3 separate regions of the Homo sapiens genome follow, and regions 1 and 3 are each linked to region 2. The links are chromatin contacts, found by Hi-C or POLR2A ChIA-PET in ENCODE. All regions are on one chromosome and are shown on one strand. Each heading gives the region's core, a stretch centred on a gene start or an enhancer-like site at or near the end of the contact. The rest is flanking DNA. Distances are from core to core; before and after follow the strand shown.

Region 1 (2,700 bases), core at 135-2,634, 4.7 Mb after region 2:
ATAAATGTGTGAGTGGTGCGTATGTGTGAGACAAAAGGGAGAGGATGGCACAAAGGAGGAGTCGAACAAGATAAAATGAAAAACATATATAGTAAGTGCTTTACCGTAAGTGAATGAACGAGAGTACTAAGGAAAAAGAATGGAGACGTATTTCAAGTTCTCACGTTGTTTGACTCGAATCTTGTAGACGGTGTTTGCTGCAAAAAGATGAAGAAAACATTCACAGACATTTATGTTGATTACATATTTATTGCTATGTGCCCAGACGTTTTGACCTTGGGGATAAAGTAGCAAAGAAAACACAAAAATCTCTGTTGTATTGGGTTTACATTCTATCAATAAAGATACAACTTGCCCAGAGAAAAGCCCTCTCCTGGTTAGGAAACAGTATCAACAATTAACAGCTCTGGTGGTTTCACAGAGCCACAGTGGGCTGCCTGCTGCAGACAATATCAGAGTTTGTTTATATTTAAATATTATTTTAATATTTCTATTTTTGTCCATGTATTATAATGCACATCTATGTAATTTGCAAATCATCACTCATATATACATCATATCAAAAGGTGTAAAAGTTTTTGATAGAATTCAGCATTCATTCGCTTATAAAATGAGTGAAGGCTCACTTTACGGATGAGAGTATTTCATCAAAAAAATTGGGGATCTACGACTCTAGAGTTCTCCGAAGTCCACCAAGGAAAAAGTAACTTGAATTTAATCGCATTTAAAACTATATAGTATCCACTCCTAAAACATTAGCAACATAGGAAAACTTACACAGCGGAAGAAATGACTGGGGATTTTTTTTTTTTTTTTAATACATGGTCTCGCTCTGTTGCCCAGGCTGGAGTGCGGTGGCGCGAGCACCGCTTACTGCGGTGTCGACCTCTCGGGCTCGAGTTATCCTCCCACCTCAGCCTTCCAAGTAGGTGGGACCACAGGCACCACCACTCCAAGCCCGTATATGGTTTTTAAATAAGACAAATTGCAAAAAACGTTGCCAGACAGCGTTCGCTGGTTTGGGCCGTCACTGGGTATGGCTCGTGTCCGTCTAGATATTCAGAGGCCGAGCACAGTCCTCAGTAGGGCTGCTCGGCAGGTACACAGCTGACGCTGGTCCTTGGACTTATGGGAGTGGGAACAACTTTCAACTCGGCCGCGGACCAGGAAGGCGTTCTGACCCGCTAGAGCTCGGGGACAGGGACCCCATCCCGGTGCCTAGAGCGTCTCCCTTAGTCGGCGTGGGCCAGCGCCAGTTACCTCACGAGCACTGAACTAGCGCCTGCGCCCTTCTATACTTCTCGCTCTTTCTTCAAGTCACTTCTACCCGGCGAGCCCGCCCTCCCGCCAATCGTCATTTCCGGCGGGTGCTCTGCGTCATTTACGTCGTCACTTCCTGCCGATGCCGGTGTGGACGCTGTGAATCGTGGCTGGCCCGGTTCTCCGCTTCTCCCCATCCCCTACTTTCCTCCCTCCCTCCCTTTCCCTCCCTCGTCGACTGTTGCTTGCTGGTCGCAGACTCCCTGACCCCTCCCTCACCCCTCCCTAACCTCGGTGCCACCGGATTGCCCTTCTTTTCCTGTTGCCCAGCCCAGCCCTAGTGTCAGGGCGGGGGCCTGGAGCAGCCCGAGGCACTGCAGCAGAAGAGAGAAAAGACAACGACGACCCTCAGCTCGCCAGTCCGGTCGCTGGCTTCGCCGCCGCCATGGCAATGAGACAGACGCCGCTCACCTGCTCTGGCCACACGCGACCCGTGGTTGATTTGGCCTTCAGTGGCATCACGCCTTATGGGTATTTCTTAATCAGCGCTTGCAAAGGTGAGCAAGGCCGCAATCCTGGTCCTCGACGGCTGGGACTGGGCTGAAAGGGATCGGGACCCGCACGCTCCAGTGCCGAAGCGGTGGTGTGGTGAGGGGGGAGGGGGCGATATTAACATCTGAGATGAGAGCCAACACTGGTCCGGTGGAGAAAGGAGTGTGTTAGGGAATCCGCAGCTGGAGCCGAGAGGACGCTTTTGTAGAAACTATTACCTCCAACTAAGACCTCTCTCCTTATTTTATTTTTATTGCTATTTTTGAAGGAGCTGGTCAGCATTTGCCTAGACTCTCGGGACAACACGGTAAATAGCTTTCAAGGATTTGGGGAAAGGAGAAATTAGGCCAGGCCGTGCAATACCTTACAAAGACGTTCGCTCTTGTCTCACTGGATATTCCTTTGTGGTATTAGCCTCATTTTTCAAATGGGAAACTGAGATTCAGGCTAAGATGTCTGTCCAAAATAAGACTAAAATCTAGATTGTTTTGACGCAGATCAGTATTCCCAGCCAATTACAGATGCTTTTCAGAGAGAATGATCTGTTCAGCTCTTCAGTTAATTTATTACTGCACATTCCTTAGTGCCTTCAGTGGGTGGTGGTAGTTAAATAGCTGAAACAATTTTTCCACTTTGTCATTGAACATCATTGTATATTTACATTTGAATCTTAGACTTTAAGTAATCTGAACTTATAAATTACATGTTTTAAAAAATATTTTCTAGATGGTAAACCTATGCTACGCCAGGGAGATACAGGAGACTGGATTGGAACATTTTTGGGTCATAAAGGTGCTGTTTGGGGTGCAACACTGAATAAGGATGCCACCAAAGCAGCTACAGCAGCTGCAGATTTCACAGCGTAAGTGTAGCCAAGATGGCTAACTT
Region 2 (2,700 bases), core at 60-2,559:
TTTGGGAGGCTGAGGCGGGCAGATCACGAGGTCAGGAGATCGAGACCATCCTGGCTAACACGGTGAAACCCCATCTCTACCAAAAAATACAAAAAATTAGCCGGGCATGGTGGCGGGCGCCTGTAGTCCCAGCTACTCAGGAGGCTGAGGCAGGAGAATGGCGTGAACCCGGGAGGCGGAGCTTGCAGTGAGCCGAGATCGCGCCACTGCACTCCAGCCTGGGCGACAGAGCGAGACTCCCGTCTCAAAAACAACAACAAAAAAAGAGTTTGGAAGTACAGAGTAGTATTCCAGCTCTTGGAGCCTAGCCACAGGTTTCACAGATGCATCTCCATGCAGAAATGGCTGAAGCTTCCACAGCTAATCTGAACTTTTTAAGGGTTTACATGGCTGGGAATATAATTTTGTATGTATGTCCTTATGTATATACGCGTGTGTGTCCACTAGTTTTTTGCTTGAATGTTTATCATTCCTGTCACTTGCAATTTAAATATTCCTAATAAATAGAAAAATCCAAAGACTAAGATTGTGATCCTTTTTATGTCTATGGTATATTATGAATACAGAGACCTTGTGCTTTTATTGGCGTAGGAATCATCTTGCCCTAATATTAATATTATGAAATCAAAAGGGTAAGATTCCTAACATCCCACATAACACAGCAGACAAACTAAAGTTTTAATCTAGCTTTGGCCCTTACAAATTTTGTGCCCTACGGCAAGTTACATCTCGCTTAGATTTTTTCATTTTAAAGTGGAACTATCTGCATGGATGTTCGTACATGCTATATAACACATCCTATTCCAGAGCCACCTACCATCAGTTGAGCTCTAAATGGTAAATGCCACAGTGAGAAGCAGACAGGAAGGGGCGGAGCGCCAGCGGCGCCCGGGGCTACGCGCCGCACTGCACCGAGCGGCGGCAGCGGCAAGCTTGGGTGTGAGCCCGGGAGCCGCTTTGCTTACCGTCCTGCCGGTCCCAGCCGTCGCTAGGAGGTCCGCGGGCCCTGCGGCAACCCTCGCTACAGACGCTGGGCGGGCGGCGACACCTGGCTCATGGCCCCCGCGGCGGCTCCGTCCTCCTTGGCCGTCAGGGCCTCAAGCCCCGCCGCGACACCCACCTCGTACGGCGTCTTCTGCAAGGGGCTCTCCCGCACCCTGCTCGCCTTCTTCGAGCTGGCCTGGCAGCTGCGCATGAACTTCCCGTACTTCTACGTCGCGGGCTCGGTGATCCTCAACATCCGATTGCAGGTACATATTTAGAGCCATGACTAAGCTAACGGCCTCCGGGGCCAGCATGATGGCCGACTCCCAGGGTCCGTTGCGGCGCGGCGGAGCAGCCAATGGCGAGCCCCACAGTCTCGCGAGAGTGCTCAGGCGCTCTTCGTGGCTGCCCTCTTAGCTGCTAGCGGAGCTCCTCAGGGGGCGGCCGGGAGCCTACAATCCCTAGAAAGAGAATACGCTGTTCCGGAAACAGAACTGCAGTTAAGACCCTCGAAAACATCTAAGAAAGTGTGCATCCTAAAACACCTGACGAATTTCAGAATGTGACAAAGCGCAGAGGATGCATTATTTCAAAACAAAACAGAAGGCTAAAATTTGCAGGAAAAAGAAAATCAGTAAACCGGGAATCCTCGGACTGGATTGTAAGCAAGATTTCAATGAATAAGAAGCTGAAGGTATTAAGGCTGTGATATAGAAGGTACATATTTCATCCCACAAGAGAAAACAATAATAATCAGAAATTTTCGGTGAAAAAAACGCAAAACTGTACAGGAAAATCATCCTCCAAGTACCAGACATAAAATGCTGCAAGCTTTTGAACTAATGGCGAGAGTGTAAGAAAATGGGCTCTACTTCAGTGATCCTGTGGCAGGACGTGGATCAAGACTTGGAACCGCAGAAAACGAAATCCCATAGTAGCACAAAGCTTGGCTGTTCAGTGAATAACATTTAAATAATCGTAAAATACAAATGTTGTTTATGGTTTTTATTGTTTAAGGGCATACTTAATTATGGTTACAAAGTGGAGTGCAAATGTTATTTACCATGTTTTAAAAATACAGCCGGAAAATACAAGTGGGAATGTTGAAGGAGGGCGGGGGAAGTAAATGGAATGGGGGTTATGTCCTTATAAAGTGGAAACTTGAAAGGTACTGTCTGTTGTTGAGTGGGGAAAGACATTTTTATTACTTACAGGGTAGCCATAAAGTTTCTAAAACGGTAATATATTAAAGAGGGAGAGTGGTAGGGGAGAACAGTATGAAGTCAACAGGAAATGGCTAAAGATGGAGAGCTCAGGTAGAATAGTTTAAAAAATGAAAATTGATAGAGTACCTGGTGTATTTGAATACAGCCTAGAGAGCTTTCATTTTCCAAAGAGTGTGGGGATAAATTAGTGAATGCATATTTTTCAAAATTAAGAAAACAGAACATATAATTTTGAACGCTGAGAAAAATAAAAATTTAAAAACTACACTGTATACACGGTATACCTCAACTGTGAATAATAGTAGTCATGTAAAGTCAGTCATAATTATGTAAATACTGAATACTGATTTTACAACAAATGATTCTATAACGCTGGGAGGATGGGAGAAAAGAGATGTGTGTGTGTGTAATGGTGGTGAGCCAATCAAGATCTGATATAGAAAAATGCAGAAAAAGGAGTATACACATGTTTTCTTCGGATTAAAAAAAC
Region 3 (2,700 bases), core at 94-2,593, 3.2 Mb after region 2:
AAATAAGTATTAACAACCCTATTCTAATTTCTTATTAGTTACAAAAATTTCTTGTTCAGTTTTCTGTCTTCTTCACTAGAGTACAGATTTCTTGAGGACAGGCACCTAACAGATCTACAACACAGTGATTGCTAAATAAATACTGAACCAATACATTCATATAATGAGAAGTTACATAAAAAAACAATAACCACACGGTACCATCTAATATTATTTTCAGGCTATTCTTGCCTTGCAAAACATATGTACTTTTATTCTTTTTTTTTTTTTTTTTTTTTGATAAGGGGTCTTGCTCTGTAGCCCAGGCTGGAGTGCAGTGGTGAGATCTTCGCTCACTGCAATCTCGGCCTCCCAGGTCCCAGTTCAAGCAACTCTCCTGCCTCAGCCTCCTGAGTAGTTGGGATTACAGGCACGCACCACCATGCCTAGCTAATTTTTGTAATTTTAGTAGAGACGGGGTTTCACTATGTTGGCCAGGCTGGTCTTGATCTCCTGACCTCAGGTGATCCACCCCCCCTCAGACTTCCAAAGTGCTGGGATTACAGGCCTGAGCCACGGCACCTGGCCAAAACATATGTACATTTATTCTATCATTTAGTGCTTCCAACCTAGTTCAACTATAGTCATGATTGCCATTATACAGGTGAGAAAACTGAGTAACACACTTATTCCGAGGAACCGGCAAGGAAGCTGCAGTAGTTGAACTTGAACCCAGATCTCTTAACCAGTAAGGCAGTGACTTGTCCACTACCTCCTGTGGAATTCATTAAAGGCCGACTCCCAGCATGAAATTGAATAAATGGGATGAATACAACTTCTGGTGAGAGAGTATGATAAAAAGTGCTTGCTCTGTTACCAAGCAACTGAAAGAAAGTATGTTTTTTTCATTCCTTCATTATTAATACAATTCAAAGTACATTCTGTGAATTTAAAACATAAATGATGAATAAATCAACATACTCCTGGCTTTTATGAAAATCTTTCCCTCTGCTCTTTAAACTCTCACCTACCTCCTTCCTTCTTTCTTTTCTAAGCCTCATAGAGGGCGCTCACAAAGTGCTACTTATTGATTGAGGAAGATCCACTCAAAAAACACACCTCACACTGCAACTGAGAGACGCAGCGCCACCACCTCGGGCTTCCTTCTCTTTTCCACGCAGGAGGCGGGGCCAATGTCCCTCATTCAAATAAAAAACCAGAATTTGCATGGGGAATGGCTAGTCCTTGAGCTTATTGGCTGATAGCACAGTGGGCGGGGTACATAGCACGACCCCCCGGAGCCCCGCCCATATTAATTTGCATAACGGCCCCGGCGCGTGCAAGGGAGAAGCGGGTTTGTTTTTGAATCTGCGGAGGCGGCGGCGGTGGCAGCGGCGGCGCGGCGACTGAAGCGCGCGAAAAGCTGAGGCGGCAACGTCGGGGACGGCTGCGCGGGACGGCTCTGTAGGAAGGAACTTGGTTCCCCCTCCCTCAGCTTCCGCCCCAAAAGGTATATGTGAATCCCAGGGGCTGTTAAAACCACATTTTCTTAAATTACTATTGTATTTCTGAAGAGTCAAGACCGCATTATGGCGGCTGCGGGAGTTGTGTCTGCGCCTGCGCGGTTGCGGAGCTGCGGGCGGCGCTGCATGGGAGCACGTGATCTTGCGGGGTCGGGCTCTAGCTGCAGTTGTGCAGCTGGCGGGGCGGTGGCTGCGCAAGCGCAATATTCATTTTCAAGATCTAATGTTCTTGTTGGACGCCATTTGGGTTCTAGATTTAATTTTCCTCGTTCTTGAGGGGTTTCTTTGTGTTAACCTTAAATTCTCACAATTTTCAAGAAAAACATTACTCTAATGTTGTACTCCTGGGCCGACCTCAAGCTCTTCTCTGTTTTTTCGATTTTTTGAAAAATTGTGGACTTAATTTTCTGTAAAAATGATTTTCATTTGTGGTTCTTGATTATAATTTCAGTTTTAAAGTATTACTGGATTCAGGTTTATATTTACGGTGGTAAAGATCAGCACCTAGTGGTGTTCTCACGGGAAGTGCATTTATTTGAACTGCATATTTGCAAATACATTTTTAACCCTATTTTTACCTGTTCTGTTATGGATGTGTGGAATGTTTACAAAACAGAAACAATTTTAGTTTTGGGAATATTGGGGGAACGGGAATAGTGGAAGAAATTACAGTATAATCGAAAATGAAATCTCAATCTGAGGATTATTTTGGTTTTAAATGTTTGATCCTAAGTAAATAAAGTTTTAATTTTAATCAGTTTGTATGTTTCTGGGCATTTGAATTTTACATGTTTTAAGTTTCTTAGGTGACTTGTTCATTACTGCTTCAGCTAGATTATTGTTACTTTTGAAATTAATCAACTCATTTTCTTAGCATTTTTGTTTGCTATGATATGTAAGCTATAACATTTATTTGGTAAATTTTTCTGATGAAGAATTCTAGAAAGAACATCCATTACCCTGAGGCCTCTTTGAAGAAAGTGGACCATTAATAAAAAAAATCTGTTTTTTTCTTTTAAACACTGTACTGTATGCATGTGTGTAAGATACAGTTGTGTTTGATTTTTTAATTGTAAGTGTGCTCCTGGTTTTATTAATAGTTTTTTAGGGAAGGTAATTATAAATATGCTACTGATTAGTTTAAAATGGTAGTGTCAACTATAGTTAAATCTTATGTAACACAATTGGGGGAAGTTAT

What was found. Hi-C counts contacts between places; a loop is a spot of excess contacts on that map. ChIA-PET counts read pairs that join two places held with the same protein, here RNA polymerase II (POLR2A). Pooled maps may share reads with other maps.
Region 1: a loop to region 2 is called in a map of naive thymus-derived CD4-positive, alpha-beta T cell, with 9 times the contacts of the local background. The contact joins the promoter of STRAP here to the promoter of PRH1-TAS2R14 in region 2. A Hi-C loop is called at or near these places in 2 of 168 maps with a recorded cell type or tissue (CD8-positive, alpha-beta T cell and naive thymus-derived CD4-positive, alpha-beta T cell) and 9 of 50 pooled maps.
Region 3: a loop to region 2 is called in a pooled map, with 15 times the contacts of the local background. The contact joins the promoter of ATF7IP here to the promoter of PRH1-TAS2R14 in region 2. A Hi-C loop is called at or near these places in 7 of 50 pooled maps. POLR2A ChIA-PET finds 5 or more read pairs at or near these places in 2 of 52 experiments (CD4-positive, alpha-beta T cell and H1).

Annotation. Positions count from the first base shown.
Region 1 is chr12:15,881,003-15,883,702 of GRCh38, forward strand. STRAP (serine/threonine kinase receptor associated protein) reads left to right here and starts at 1,385. Exons shown (of 10, transcript NM_007178.4): 1 at 1,385-1,817; 2 at 2,539-2,674. The coding sequence starts at 1,706. LOC102724146 (a long non-coding RNA gene) reads right to left here and starts at 1,296. Exons shown (of 6, transcript XR_007063230.1): 1 at 778-1,296; 2 at 105-197. RefSeq lists enhancers at 803-1,032, 1,343-1,462.
Region 2 is chr12:11,170,302-11,173,001 of GRCh38, forward strand. It overlaps PRH1-TAS2R14 (PRH1-TAS2R14 readthrough), which reads right to left and starts at 1,310. Exons shown (of 5, transcript NM_001316893.2): 1 at 1,121-1,310. SMIM10L1 (small integral membrane protein 10 like 1) reads left to right here and starts at 893. Exons shown (of 1, transcript NM_001271592.2): 1 at 893-2,700. The coding sequence starts at 1,056. The coding sequence ends at 1,262. PRH1-PRR4 (PRH1-PRR4 readthrough) reads right to left here and starts at 1,324. Exons shown (of 10, transcript NR_037918.2): 1 at 1,121-1,324. It also overlaps a transcript of PRH1 not described here.
Region 3 is chr12:14,364,339-14,367,038 of GRCh38, forward strand. It overlaps ATF7IP (activating transcription factor 7 interacting protein), which reads left to right and starts at 1,344. Exons shown (of 15, transcript NM_018179.5): 1 at 1,344-1,489. It overlaps LOC124902884 (a long non-coding RNA gene), which reads right to left. Exons shown (of 2, transcript XR_007063220.1): 1 at 1,011-2,700. RefSeq lists enhancers at 925-1,742, 974-1,033, 1,504-1,563.